Regions from separate parts of the Homo sapiens genome. Here region 1 is linked to region 2. Evidence: read pairs that join two places in POLR2A ChIA-PET (ENCODE). Cell type or tissue: OCI-LY7. All regions are shown on one strand. Each heading gives the region's core, and the rest is flanking DNA. Links, peaks and the distances in the headings are about the cores only. Region 1 overlaps TBL1XR1 (TBL1X/Y related 1). Region 2 overlaps TBL1XR1 (TBL1X/Y related 1).

Region 1 (7,986 bases), core at 1,799-6,798, 100 kb before region 2:
AATAGTAATTCACCATAACAAGTTCTATCACAGTTAATATAAATTGAGCACCCCAATCTAAAAATTCAAAATCCAGAATGTTCCAAAATCTGCAGTTTTTGGAGCAGTGACATAACGCCATGAGCAGAAGATTCCACACTTGATCTCATATGACAAGTCACAGTCAAAACTCTGGTTCATGCACAAAATTATTTAAAATACTGTATAAAACTGCCCTCAGGCTATATATATATAAGGAGTATATGAAACATAAATGAACTTCGTGTTTAGACTTGGATCCTATCCCCAAGATATCTCATTATAGATATGCAAATATTCCGAAATCCAAGTAAATATGAAATCTGAAATACTCTGGTCCTAAGTATTTTGGATAACCAATGCTCAACCTGTGTAAAGATTAAATCCATGTAAGAAGCCAAGCTTTCTCTGCCTTTCACGTGATACTACAGTCTTTCACAGCTTCCATTTTAGGCTCAGTTATTTCAGCCTCTAATGACAAAGATACAAGGAATCAGTTAAATATAACTCCAATTTGTGTGTGCTCTGCTTTTCTTCATTTGTTTAAAAAAAAAAAAAAGAAAAGAAAAGCCTAGAGACTAAGAGGTGTTCAATGTAACCCTCTTACTGTTGATTTGGGAATCAGCTCTCCAGAGGCATACATTCTCAACCAAATGAAAATGGTTCACACAATATCATGCGACAATGTCCTTCTTTCTTCACATTTAATAATACCAGTTCCTAATCATGATGGTAAAAGATTAAAAATGAAAGTAACAATGAACTTTCCTACAGTAAATAGAACAAATTAATTTATGGATGCTACATTTATAAGTAGGTAATAATCATTGACTCCTCGCTATGTACCACACTCTTTCTCGGCAGCGACCTGTTGGCAGGGTCACAACTCCTTGGGGTCTTGTCTTCAGTCTGGCAAGTCATAACTTCTTTCAGTTTTTTAAGAATAATCAAGTTCTGAGAGAAGATATGTTAACAAAATACAGCAGGGTGGTTTATGAGTAAAAGAGGTGATTTACTAATTACACTGAGAAATGTACCTGTCAGTAGACCAGAATATTCATCAATGCAGAAGAGGCCAGCAGGGCCCAGCCCACATTCCCTCATCACTCAACTTTCCCAAGCAGCTGGGTAGCTTTTTACTGCAAAGCACCCTGAGGCCAAACAGCAGGTCAGGAGCTGCTGCCCTGCCCTCCGCAAAGCCTAACTGCCTAACTCCCAGACTAAGGAATGGGGGTTAGTGGACAAATTACCCGAGGTTCCTTGCCCCTTAGGTGGAAAAAGAGACATGTTCTACACTGTTCCCGAGGATGCCACATGATTTGAGTCCAACTGAACAAAAAAATTAGTCTTTCAGGCAGTCGGTATCAGCCTCCTTTTCCCTTTCTGGCTTCTCCACAGGAACTTTCTAGATCCACCTCTCCAATAAAGGGTTATAATCAAGGGTCTGGTTCCTCAAGAATCAAACCTAAGAGAACTGCTCAGCATCATTCTATTCTTTGTGGAAGAGTCCTGTTGTTAAACCAAATTAATTTTTAGAAGTTGTGGGATGACTATACAAACAGAACAAGAGGAAATAGAAGGGCTCAGGGGATTGATCGACACAGTTGGTAGACTTTTCTGGAAAATAAGAATCTATCTGTGGAACAGTTCAAAGAAAAAGATATGCAAACAGTTCTAAAATAAACTAGCAAACAGTTATAAAATAAATGAAAAGATGCAAATTAGAACCATAGTGAAATACTATTTCTCACCTATCAGATTAAAAGACATATATGTATCAAAAAAGACATCATATATACTGTCTGCTAATGGGGAAAGAGGGAACCTCGTATATTGCTGAAAGGAACATAAGATGGCATAATGCTTTACAGAAGGAAATCTGGCAAATTGACATGCACATTTCATGCTCCTATCTAAAAACTTCCACTCTTGAAACAGCTATCTGTGTAATGGAGTAGAATGCAGCTGTAAAACAATGAATAAAGACTATCTCTATGTCCTGCTATGAAGTGATCTCCAGAATATTTAAGAATACCCATGGATTTGTTTACATTTGAGCAAGATAAACCAAAAATAGTTTGATTTTTAAAACTTGGTTACTTACAAAAGGAGGAAGTAAGAATGTATCTCACTTTGAAGTGATATAAATGTTTCCTATGATTATAAAACAAAATAAAAACAAATATTTTTAAATTCTAAATACTAAAAATAAAATGAAACAAATTGGCCTGGACCCAGCATAGTGGCTCAGGCCTGTAATCCCAGCACTTTGGCAGGCTGAGGCCAGGAGGAGTGCTTGAGCCCAGGAGTTCAAGACCAGCCTGGTCAACACAGGGAGACACTGTCTCTACTAAAAAAAAAAAAAAAAAAAAATCAGCTGGGTGCAGTGGCTCACATCCGTAATCAAGACACTTTGGGAGGCTGAGGCAGGTGGATCACGAGGTCAGGAGACAGAGACCATCCTGGACAACATGGTCTCTCTTAAAAATGCAAAAATTAGCTGGGCATGGTGGCACGCACCTGTAGTTCCAGTTGCCCAGGAGGCCAAGGCAAGAGAATCACTTGAAGAATTGAGGCGGAGGTTGCAGTGAGCCAAGATCACGCCACTGCACTCCAGCTGGGCGACAGAGCGAGACTCCGTCTCGAAATAAAATAAAATAGAAGTTAAAACAATTAGCCAGGCATGGTGGCATGCACCTGTGGTCCCAGCTACTTTGGGAGGCTGAGGTGGGAGAATCGATTGAGCCCAGAAGGTCGGGGCTGCAGTGAATCATGATCAGGCCACTGCAATCCTACCTGGGTGACTGAGTGACACCCTGCTGAAAAGAAGAAAAGAAAGAAAAAGAAAAGAGGGAGAGGGGAAGGGAAGAAGAAAAGGGAAATGGGAGCAGGAATTGGGGAGATAGGGGAGGGGAGGGACAAGCTGACCCAACTATATATCAAATTGGAGGTGGGCAGGGGGGCAGATTACACATGAGGACTTACTTTAAAACGTAATACTTAGCTGTAATCCCACTGAGACGTGGACAAAAAGAGAAAAATGAAAACAACAGTCACTACTCATACTGGTTAAATATACATTTATAAATATAAAAATACGTATAATTTTATATTATGTTTATTTTCTACATTTACATGTACTTAAAGTACTTATAAAGTACATGTACTTTATATGTCATTTATACTCTACTTTTGTTTAATACATTATTTTCTATTATGTTTACATATTAACTATTGCATATTATATAACATAAATATATAAATATTCTTTTTCACTAAAAGGAATCAGGACTTTAGAGACATAGCTGATCTGAGGACCAATGAAGGACATGTACAAGATGAGCTTTGGCCAACATGTTGTTTTGTCAGAAAGCAAGGAAGCTACCAGAGAGACAATACTAGAGTCATGTCAGAAAAGACTCAGAAGTCAACTTGAAAAGGCTCTTTTGGCCAAGGGAATGACATCAATAAGAATACAAACTACAGTCAATAAAACATATCAAATGCCTAAATCCACACGCTCACAATAACTCAAAAAAATCCTCACTTGTTACCTAGAAAGGTATTCAAGAATACTAGAAAGGCTTCCAGGAAACAACTCAGTACTTTGAAAACTGGTAAATAAAAGAAAGAATCATGCATTTCATATGCCTTTCCTGTGCAATCTGTGCCACAAAGTAACGAAATATCTGTTGGGGAAAGTTTCTCTTTATAGAAATGTTACACATAATAAAAGCTTGATATAATTGAATATGAACATTCTCATTGCCCTCATGGAAATAATGGTTCTAGGAATGATCATCAATGTCGCCTACTGTCAGGAATAAAAAACAAACATTGGGTGCTTCCTTATGCAAGCATACAGTAAGTGTCCTTTATCTAAAACGATTGGGACTACAAGTGTTTCAGATTTTGAAATATCTGCAGTATAACGGTTTAGCGCTCCCATTGTGAAAATGTGAAATCCAAAATGCTCCAATGAGTATTTCCTTTGAGTGTCGTGTTAGTGCTCAAAAAATTTCAGATGTTGGAGCATTTCAGATTAGAGGTATTCCATCTATACTTAGCACCACCTGTGAAATATTCTGCCACCCCAACCTCCCAAAATAATAAAGGAAAAAACCTAAATTAAGATTAGATTAATCTTAATTCATTAGATGAAGCCTTTAGCTATAACCACCAATTTACAGAAAATATAAGGAAAAGATGAACATTATACTACAGGAATCCAATTAATAAAATACAGAATGTAGAAAACTTCACAGGACAAATAAAAGGGAAAAAATAGGTAGAAGCATAACTATACACAGTAACCAAACATAATGTATAAGTTTTGTTGATTCTGTAAAAACATATTAGGAGCAGTTCAGAAAAATTGAAGCTAAGTAGATAGTTGGTAGTGTAAAGAAATTATTGTCAGCACCTCACATCCATTAAGATGGGCACTAGCAAACAAACAGCAAATGTTGTCCAGTGTGTAGAACCCTGTTGCACTATTGGTAGAAATGTAAAATAGTGCTGCTGCTCTGGAAAGAGTACAGAAGTTTTTCAAGGAAAAAAAAAAACCTAGAATTACCATATGATCCAGCAATCCCTCTTCTGAGATCCCAAAAAGAATTCCAGTTCTAAAAAGAGTTGAAATCAAGATGTCAAAGAGATTTGCACATCCATGTTCAAAGCAGGACTATTCATAACAGCCAAGAGGTGGAAGCAACCCAAATGTCTACCAACAGATGAATGGATAAAGAATATGTGGTATGACTTCTATTCAACATAGTACTTACTGGAAGTCCTAGCCAGAGCAATCAGACAAGAAAAGACATCAAGGGCATCCAAATCGGTAAAGAGGAAGGCAAACTGTTGCTGTTTGCTGATAATATAATTGTATACCTAGAAAACCCTAAAAACTCCTCCAAAAAGTTCCTAGAAGTGATAAATGAATTCAGCGAAGTTTCCAGATACAAAATTAATTTACACAAATCTAACTCTTCTATACATCAACAGCAACCAAGTGGAGAATCAAACCAAGAACTCAAACCCTTTTACAGCTATTGTAGTAGCTGCAAAAATAAAATAAAATACTTAGGAATATACCTAACCAAGGAGATGAAAGACCTCTACAAGGAAAACTACAAAACACTGCTGAAAGAAATCATAGATGACACAAACAAATGGAAACACATCCTGTGTTCATGGATGGGTAGAATCAATATTGTGAAAATGACCACACTGCCAAAAGCAATCTACAAATTCAGTGCAATTCCCATCAAAATACTACATCATTCTTCACAGAAGTACAAAAAACAGTCCTAAATTTCTATGGTATCAAAGAAGAGCCCACATAGCCAAAGCAAGACTAAGCCAAAAGAACCAATCTGGAGTCATCACATTACCTGATCTCAAACTATACTATAAGGCCATAGTCACCAAAACAGCATGATACTGGTATAAAAATAGGCACATAGGCCAATGGAACAGAACAGAGAACCCAGAAATAAAGCCAAATATTTACAGCCAACTGATCTTCGACAAAGCTAACAAAAACATAAAGTGGGGATAGAACACCCTATTCAACAAATGGTGCTGGGAGAATTGGCAAGCCATATGTAGAAGAAGGAAACTGTATCCTCATCTCTCACCTTATACAAAAATCAACTCAAGATGGATCAAAGAGTTGAATCTAACACCTGAAACCATAAGAATTCCAGAAGATAACATTGGGAAAACCCTTCTAGACACTAGCTTGGGCAACGACTTCATGACCAAGAACCCCAAAGCAAATGCAACAAAAACAAAGATAAATTAAGATGGGACTTAATTATTAACTAAAAAGCTTCTTCATAGCAAAAGGAACAATCAGCAGAGTAAACAGACAACCCACAGAGTGAGAGAAAATCTCCACTATCTATACATCCAACAAAGGACTAATATTCACAATCTACAAGGAACTCAAACAAAGCAGCAAGAAAAAAACAAATAATCCTATAAAAAAGTGGGCTAAGGACATGAATAGACAATTCTCAAAAGATATACAAATGACCAACAAACATGAAAAAAATACTCAGTATCACTAAAAATAAGAGAAATGCAAATCAAAACCACAATGTGATGCCACCTTACTCCTGCAAGAATGGCTGTAATCAAAAAATGAAAAAATAATAGATGTTGGTGTGGATGTGGTGAAAAGGGAACACTTACACTGCTGGTGGGAATGTAAACTAGTACAACCATTATGGAAATCAATGTGGAGATTCCTTAAAGAACTAACAGTAGAACTACCATTTGATCCAGTAATCCCACTACTGGGTATCTACCCAGAGAAAAAGAAGTCATTATATGAAACAGATCCTTGTACACGCATGTTTATAGCAGCACAATTTGCAACTGCAAAACTATGGAACCAGCCCATCAGTCAACAAGTGGATAAAGAAATTGTGGTATGTGTATATACACCATGGAATACTATTCAGTCACAAAAAGGAATGGATAATGGCATTCATAGCACCCTGGATGGAATGAGAGACCATTATTCTAAGTGAAGTAACTCAGGAATGGAAAACCATAACGTTGCATGTTCTCACTCATAAGTGAGAGCGAAGCTATGAGGAGGATGCAATAGCATAAGAATATACAATGGACCTTGTGGACTAGGGGGAAAGGGTGGGGGATGGAGAGGGATGAAAGACTACACACTGGGTACAGTGTACACTGCACAGGTGATGAGTGCACCAAAATCTCAGAAATCACCACTAAAGAACTTATCCATGTAAGCAACCACCACCTATTCCCCCAAAAACCGACTGAAATAAAAAAAGAATAAAAAAATAAAGAAAATGCGTTATATACATACAATGGAATCTCATTCTGCCTTAAAAAAAAAACAAGGAAATAATGTCACAGGCTACAATACAGATGAATCATCACGAGATTATGTTAAAAAGCAGCCAATCTCAAAAAGACAAATAGTATATGGTGCTACCTATATGAGGTATCTAGCAAACTCAGAAACAGAAATAAAAGGTTGTTGCCAGAGGACGGGCTAGGGGGAGAGGGGGGTGTTGGGAACTCGCAGGCGGGTAGGAGAGGGCGGGTGCTGTTTAATGGGTATACGGTTTTGGTTTTGTAGTGAGCCCAGATCACACCACTGCACTTCAGCCTGGGCAACAGGGTAGATTGTCTCAAAAAATAATAAATAAAAAGTCAAAATAATAATATACACCTGCTGGCCAATGGGTCCTACTAATGCAATATGAGATAATTACAAAAAAGTATTTATGAAACATTTTATACAGGAAAGCAGCTATAAATCATGATTAAAGGTGCAATTAGATTTTTTTTTTTTTTGAGATGGTGTCTCACTTGTCACCCAGACTGGAGTGCAGTGGCTTACTGCAACCTCTGCCTCCCAGGTTCAAGGGATTCTCTTGCCTCAGCCTCCCAAGTAGCTGAGATTACAGGTGTGCGCCACCACGCCTGGCTAATTTTTGTATTTTTAGTAGAGATGGGGTTTCACCATGTTGGCCAGGCTGGTCTCGAATTCCTGATCTCACAAGTGATCCGCCTGCCTCGGCCTCCCCAAAGTGCTGGGATTATAGGCATGAGGCACTGCACCCTGCCGTAAAGTGCAATTAGATTTAAAATTACTTGTGTCTAGGTAAAAGAAGAGTGAAGGCAAAAAAGGATGTTATGAATCCCTCATATTATTTTAACAAGAACAATGTTCAGTAAGGGGAAGAAAAATGTTTGAGGAGATGGATATCCCACTTATCCTAACTTGATCATTTTATATTTATACAAGTATCAAAATATCACATGTACCCTAAAATAAGTACAACTACTATATACCAACCTTTTAAATTTTAAGAGAAAAAAACACTGTTGAGGGTAGGTAGGGAGGTAGTAGAGGTAACTGTATATAATCCCACTAAGCACTCTGGCATTTTCAGAGAAAATAAATATGACATACTA
Region 2 (7,986 bases), core at 1,805-6,804:
GAGTCACTGAATGTCTCTTTACAATGTCCCGCTCTCCACTGTGCTGAAAAAGACACAATGAGAAGAAAAGAGAAACACAAAAGGTTATCAGGAAAAAAAGCACTTATTGATTCCACATCCGATCTCAGACAAAATACCGAAGATATCAAATAGACTGACACCTAGTTTATTAAAAAGTTAAAAAAAAATCCACCATTTTAAGGTAATTAAAATTTTTAAACATTTAAAAAGAAAAAAAAAAAAGCTTGAGAGTCCAGAGTACAATTTCCTTTTTTTTTTTTTTTTTTTTTTTTGAGATGGAGTCTCGCTCTATTGCCCAGGCAGGAATACAGTGGCACGATCTCAGCTCATGGCAACCTCCACCTCCCAGGTTCAGGCTAACAGGTAGCTGGGATTACAGGCACATGCCACCACACCCGGCTAATTTCTGTATTTTTAGTAGAGACGGGGTTTTACCATGTTGGTCAGGCTGGTCTCGAACTCCTGACCTCGTGATCCACCCACCTCGGCCTCCCAAAGTGCTGGGATTACAGGCATCAGCCACCGTGCCCGGCCCAGAGAATACAATTTCATATAAAAAAGAATTACTGTCCAGGCACAGTGGCTCACACCTGTAATCCCACCAGCACTTTGGGAGGCCAAGGTGGGCAGATCACCTGAGGTCAGAGGTTCAAACCAGCCTGGCCAACATGGCGAAACTCCATCTCTACTAAAAATACAAAATTAGGTAGGTGTGGTGGCACATGCCTGTAATCCCAGCTACTCAGAAGGCTGAGGCAGGAGAACTGCTTGAACCTGGGAGGTGGAGGGTGCAGTGAGCCAAAATTGCGCCATTGCACTCCAGCCTGGGCAACAAGAGCAAACCTCCGTCAAAAAAAAGAAATTACTCTATTAAGATACCGTAATGACCATCTCTGACCCTTGCAGCCCAGAGTTTTGTTTTTTTAAATTCTACCTCCTGAAACCTTCAATAAAGGGGAAAATAGGTGGCAAACTTCACAGTTTAAATGTTCAACAGGTATTCCTCCTCCCTCATCCCTCAAACCTATTCATTTCACATAAATCTCCTGAATCTGGGTACTCTATGTTTACCAAAATGTATTAACCTTTCAGCATGATCCTTACAGTCCACACTAATTCTGAGTTACAAATCTAAGCTCTCAGAAAGCAGAGCTTTCAATCTAACTCATTTTGTTTGATTCAAAATCATGCTGAAAAGCTTACATTCTATACATAAATATTAAAAATTTTGGGCGGGTGCGGTGGCTCACGCCTGTAATCCCAGCACTTGGGGAGGCCGAGGCGGGTGGATCACGAGGTCAGGGGTTCAAGACCAGCCTGGCCAACATAACGAAACCCTATCTCTACTAAAAATACAAAAAAATTAGCCGGGCATGGTGGCACGTTCCTGTAGTCCCAGCTACTCAGGAGGCTGAGGCAGTAGAATCGCTTGAACCCAGGAGGTGGAGATTGCAGTGAGCCAAGATCATGCCACTGCACTCCAGCTTAGGCAACAGAATGAGTCTTTGTCTCAAAATAAAAATAAGAAATAACAATTTCAGGCCAGGTGTGGTGGCTCACGCCTATAATCCCAGCACTCTGGGAAGCCGAGGTGGGCAGATAACAAGGCCCAGAGGTTCAAGACCAGCCTGGCCAACAAGGTGATATCCCATCTCTACTAAAAATACAAAAATTAGCTGGGCGTGGTGGTACACGCCTGTTAGTCCCAGCAATTTGGGAGGCCAAGGTGGGTGGATCACCTGAAGTCAAGAGTTCAAGACCAGCCTAGCCAACATGGTGAAACCCCATCTCTACTAAAATTACAAAAAAATTAGCCAGGCGTGGTGGCCAGCACCTGTAATCCCAGCTACTTGGGAGGCTAAGGCAGGAGAATCGCTTGAACCCAGGGGGCGGAGGTTGCAGTGAGCGGAGATCACATCCAGCCAGTCTGGGAGACAGAGCAAGACTCCATCTCAAAAAAAAAAAAAAAAGAAGGATGTAACACCAAATTAGTTGCCTTTATAGTCAATTACCCTGGTTGGCTGGAACTAATACAGCACAGTCTTACCATAAAAATTTACTGAAGGGAGATGGTTAAGAGACATTCTTCTGGTAGATAAAACTCACTTACATTGTATAATACATATATCCTATACTGAATGTTAATAAATTAATAGTAATGGCTCAAATGAAACTCCAGTGCAGTCAGAATGCTGTAAAACAGTGAGATCTAAAAACACTATCTTAACTTAGGTACACTACTAAGGAAATAATGAAGAAAAAACCTAACAGATTAAGAAAATAAAGTTCTAGCTGGGCGTGTAAGCGGACACCTGTAATCCCAGCTACTGGGGAGGCTGAAGCAGGAAAATCGCTTGAACCCAGGAGACGGAGGTTTCAGTGAGCCAAGCATGTGCCATTGCACTCCAGCCCGGGCAACAAGAGTGAAACTCCATCTCAAAAAAAAAAAAAAAAAAAAAAAAAAAAAGAGTCCAAAATCTTAAGCATCATTATACCTAACTACCTGACACATATATAACCAGATAAAGTCAACTTACTGTGACACAATTCCTAACTAGACTAGGTTTTCCCCCAGTACTGTGGCTACTATTCCAGAATTAAAAGGGCAAAACCATCCATTTTCTTTTTTTGTGTATGTGACGGAGTTGATGCTCTTGTTGACCAGGCTGGAGTGCAGTGGCGCAATCTCAGTTCACTGCAGCCTCCGCCTCCCGGGTTGAAGCTATTCTCCTGCCTCAGCCTCCTGAGTAGCTAGGATTATAGGCGTGTGCCACCACTCCCAGCTAATTTTTTGTATTTTTAGTAGAGCTAAACATTTTATCATGTTAGCCAGGCTGGTCTCAAACTCCTGACCTCAGGTGATCCCCCTGCCTGGGCCTCCCAAAGTGCAGAGATTACAGGCGTGGGCCACCGTACCCAGTCAAAACCATCCATTTTCATCTAAGAAACTAACAAATTTTTCTTCCTTTGCAACTCTGGCAGCACTAAAATTTAAATGAACAGTTAAATGTGACTATAGCACACCTAAATCTTTAAGGTCTAACTCAAAAAGAAGATGCTGCCACATTACAGTGGAACAGGGCTGTCACTGCTCCCATTTTAACACAGGCCCTCACAATCCATTTTAACATGAAAATGGTATTAAGAACTCTGCCAAATGCTGGAAGGAAAAAGGTCCATCCGTTCAAGAAACATCGTAGTTGGGGCAACAAAACAATAAACAGTTATGGGATTTGTGATCTTCATTAAGTGCAATGGAATCTCAGAGAAGAAATATCCTGAGTCAGGATGGCCAGAAAAGGATTCATGGAAGAAGGGGGACTGAAACTAGGCTATAAGAAGGACAAAGGGAACAACAGCATGCACAAAAGCAAAGTAGTGAGTATGGCAAAAACTACCGTATTTGAGAGGCCGGCAAGAATCCCAACTAAGAGTGAGAAATAAAGCTGAATAGGTAGAATGGAACCTTCTTAAAAGCCAGACTGAAGCATACAAATTCAATCCAGTTGGCAAAGAGAATCCATTATGGGTTCTCCAGCAGGGGAACTGACAAGATGAAACCAGTACTTTAAATAAATTACACTGTCAGTAGTTACAGAAGATAAAATGAATAAGAAAGGTTGCTCAGGGCAACCAAATAAAAACTTAATAATCCAGACCTACAACCATTCATTCATTGAGAAGACAGACTGCTAGGTAACAACACTGGCCTAGAATTCACACAAACTGGGCCTAAATTCCTGCTCTGTCCCCTACTACCTGAGCCTCAATTTTCTCACTGTTAAATTCAGGCATCAGCACTCAGACTGTCACAGTACTTGTCAAAGCACCTGTATAGTCCTGATACATAGAACTTTTGACTATTAGCAAAGTGAACACTAGTGCTAAATTAAGTATGGTTAAAAATGGGAAGTGAACATAAGATAAGGCTCATAGAGGAACTGAACTTCTAAGGACAACTATCTAGACAGCATCTGATAATACGGAAAAGAATACACAGATAAAAAGTGGTCAGGAAAAATAAAATAAAACCACCTACCCAAAGTAATCACTACAGCCTAAAAGGCAGACCCTAGGTTCTGCTGGACCCAAACCTTGAAAGAGTTCCCTTTGTATTTAAAGAGTTTGCCTGGCACGGTGGCTCATGCCTGTAATCCCAGCACTTTGGGAGGCCGAGACGGGCGGTCAGGAGTTCGAGACCAGCCTGACCAACATGGTGAAACCCCATCTCTACTAAAGATACAAGAAATTAGCCAGGCAAGTGACAGGCGCCTGTAATCCCAGCTACTTGGGAGGCTGAGGTAGGGGAATCGCTTGAACCCGGGAGGCAGAGGTTGCAGTGAGCCGAGATCGCACCATTGCACTCCAGCATGGGTGACAGAGCAAGACTCTGTCTCAAAAAAAAAAAAAAAAGAGTTGAAGCTGGGCGCGGTGGCTCACGCCTGTAATCCCAGCACTTTGGGAGGCCAAAGCGGGCAGATCACAAGGTCAAGAGATGGAGACCACATGGTGAAACCCCGTCTCTACTAAAAATACAAAAATTAGCTGGGCGTGGTGGCGCATGCCTATAATCCCAGCTAGGAGGCTGAGGCAGGAGAATCGCTTGAACCCAGGAGGCGCGAGGTTGCAGTAAGAGGAGATCGCGCCATTGCACTCCAACCTGCACTCCAACCTGGGCAACAAACAAAGTGAGACTTTATCTCAAAAAAAAAAAAAAAAGAAAGAAAGTAAGTTGAAAAATGTTTCAAATGGTGCAAGTAGGCTTAAGAAGTCCAACCCAGATGACAGAATAGCAACAAAGGCATGCAAAAAAGATCCACCACCGTACCTACACCAATCATGTAAATTATTCATAGTATATGTAAGCCTTAAACCACAACTTTTTAAGAGTAAAAAAAACCAAGCTAAGTTTACTTCAAATGGGTTACTTAGGAAATGGAGCTATCAAATCCTTCCTATGACATTATGCCCCTACTAAAATAAATAACAAGCAAATAAAATGTAATACAAAGAAACAAACTTCAAAAATCAAACCTATCAGGAGCAACTTACACTTACAGGATGCTTAGAATGTCAACCATTGTTCTAAGTACCTCTCACACACTAACTGGATCTTCTTAACTCTATGAAAGTTGACTGTCCCCTTACACTGATGAAGAAACAAACACATTAGGGCCAGGCGCAATGTGGCTCATGCCTATAATCCCAGCCCTTTGGGAGGCCGAGGCAGGCACGTTACCTGAGGTCAGGAGTTCGAGACCAGCCTGGCCAACATGCTGAAACCCCATCTCTACTAAAAACACAAAAATTAGCCGGGAGTGGTGGCAAGCACCTGTAATCCCAGCTACTTGGGAGGCTGAGGCAGGAGAATCACTTGAACCCAGGAGGCGGAGGTTGCAGTGAGCCGAGATCGCGCCACTGCACTCCAGCCTGGGCAACAGAGCGAAACTCCGTCTCAAAAAAATAAAATAAAATAAAATTTTAAAAAATAAATAAAACGTATGAGGAGCTACTACCCCAACATCACAGCTAGTAAAGGATAGAGCCTGAGTTTGAACTCACTTTAACCACTATGCTACAACACAAAGACTTCAATGATTTTTCTTACACAAATTTTTTGTTTGTTTGTTTTTGAGAGGGTGTCTCCCTCTATCGCCCAGGCTGGAGTGCAATGGCGCGATCTTGGCTCACTGCAACCTCCACCTCCTGGGTTCAAGCGATTCTCCCACCTCAGCCTCCCGAGTAGCTGGGACTACAGGTACCCGCCACCACGCCCAGCTAATTTGTGTATTTTTAGTAGAGACGGGGATTCACCATGCTGGCCAAGATGGTCTCAATCTCTTGACCTCGTGATCCGCCCGCCTTGGCCTTCCAAAGTGCTTGGATTACAGGCGTGAGCCACTGCACCCAGCAAGACTGCATCTTATTAAATGGTGCTAGGGAATTCAGCACAATGATATGAGTTCTATCAATTTCATTTACCCATGTAATCACTCGACCCATTTAGTACAGACGCTCAACTATAGATCATAAACTTGATTAGAAACACAAGTTTTTGGAAGGATGATCTACACGGATCAAGACTAACAAAACAGCTGGGAAAATTCCGCAGATTCAGTCATCTAAGACAGACCCAGGTTTGAATCCTAGTGTTCATTTAATAATTTTGTGGCCTTGAACAAGGGAATTAACTTCTTTGCATCTCTGTTTCATCATCCACAAAAAAAGCCCAACACTATCTACCTCATAGGATTAGCCTAGGGTATAAACAGCATAGAAAGCACCTCACACCTCCTAGAGCATAGCCCGGAGCACCTAGTCCCTCTCCTCTGGCTCTATGGTTACAGGGCAATTAATTGCACTCTTACCGAATCCAATCCCAGAGGGGTAAACAGCCAAATCTCTCCAGCATCAGCGCTCTCAGAGTCTTTTCTTTTTAACTTCAAGTTTCTATTGGTGGCAGAGCAGGAGATACCACCTTCGTGGTACCTAAACTGAACGATACTCAACAATTCTTTACTACACAGCTCTAGGGTCCTAGCCCTCCTCTACTACCAGAATGTCTGAGCATAAAGTATAAATGTCTCGTGTTAGCTGCTTTCCTTTTTTGCATTTCAGTGACTTATACTGTAAATGTTATTTGTGAAATGAGTCCAATTCACATGCACTAGAAAAATACAAGTTCTAGTGAATACCAATGTTTCTGCCATGCCTCTCCCCTGACTTCCTACCATTCACATTCTTCTTTATTCTTTTTATATAAATGACACCAAAAATTGAACAAACCCAACAAATTATTTCAACCAACTTCATCAAAATGTGTCAAGTCAGGAATTCTTTATAATAGTACTGCTACAAGTTGTACTAGGGAGATTCCTTTGTCAGCTACTCGTCTGACAAGGTTGTATATATACTGCACTGATAGATTTAATCAACAAGTTGATGTTCAAAAGGTCTATTAATACATTTCCTTTTATCAGTACCCCTTATATTTATATTACCTTCTGTTAGCTTGAAAGGCTCCTAGAACACAGGAAGCAGTTACCTCTAATTCTTTCGGGAGACTGGTGTCATGGTAATCATGCAAAACCTTTAATTAGGTGTCGAGAATACAAATATCAAAAAGATTCTTAGACATACGTATTAAAATGCTTAACACTTCTTTGAAGCAACCAATGCAAAAATATCATCTCTGCAAGGGGTCACTCCATTTACCACCAGTGTCTCCCACATTAATACCCAAAGCTGGTATACGTTAAAAGAAAAATGTCATAAACTGACGGTGAGCTTTGCAACAATTTTTATGCCATTAACATGTCACTTTATTAAGTTCCTTAGCAATAAGAAAAACTTTTCCCAGGCACGTAGTTTTCGTCCCCCATACAGTTTAGTATTTTGTCCTGTAGGTCGGATTCCAACAACTCAAACGTCAAAAAAAATAGTAGTTATTTATGAATTTAATGATTGCGATTACATACATCTCAGTGCAGGATAGGGTTGAAAAAAAAAATCATATTCCAAACAAGAAAACCTGGATTTAAGAGCAAGAAGCCTAATCACACATCACACGCCTAACTGCTCTCAGGCATACTTTCTTCCTGCAGCCCCTCCCCCACAGGTAAATGCTAACTATTTCTAGAACTCTCAACTATTTGGGAAGCTTGCCATCAACTCCCATGATACCACCCAACCCACACCATGTTTTCGGGGAGACAAAGGTGCCCTACTTCCCCAGACTATAAACTATTAAAATGGTGAGAACATACAATCCCAGGAAGTCGGCATTACTAAAATACATCAATGTAGCATGGGTCTTATTTTAACAAAAATGAAAATGAATCACACTGGAAAACCCAAACAGTCACTCATTGTATCTTCAACGTGTAATCGAAATTATTTATTCCAAGTTATTTCAGGTAAGTAGATGAACACACCACGAGGGCCTTATTATCCAAACTGGTGAAG

The links. ChIA-PET counts read pairs that join two places held together with the same protein. Peaks named below come from ENCODE experiments on the same cell type or tissue, not always from the same donor. Only the 100,000 strongest peaks of a DNase experiment are listed, where the experiment ranks them.
Region 1: POLR2A ChIA-PET joins it to region 2 with 7 read pairs; 7 of 35 experiments call an interaction of 5 or more read pairs at or near these places.

The regions. Positions count from the first base shown.
Region 1 is chr3:177,088,148-177,096,133 of GRCh38, forward strand. The region is part of intron 2 of TBL1XR1 (TBL1X/Y related 1); the gene reads right to left. Among named protein-coding and RNA genes, the nearest start is that of TBL1XR1-AS1, 55 kb to the left of the region's middle. In OCI-LY7, for the core only: no CTCF peak of the experiment used is centred there; no DNase peak of the experiment used is centred there.
Region 2 is chr3:177,187,675-177,195,660 of GRCh38, forward strand. All of the region lies in intron 1 of TBL1XR1 (TBL1X/Y related 1), which reads right to left. Among named protein-coding and RNA genes, the nearest start is that of TBL1XR1, 5.8 kb to the right of the region's middle. RefSeq lists an enhancer at 6,026-6,616. In OCI-LY7, for the core only: no CTCF peak of the experiment used is centred there; a DNase peak (open chromatin) is centred at 3,897; H3K4me3 peaks cover 688 bases.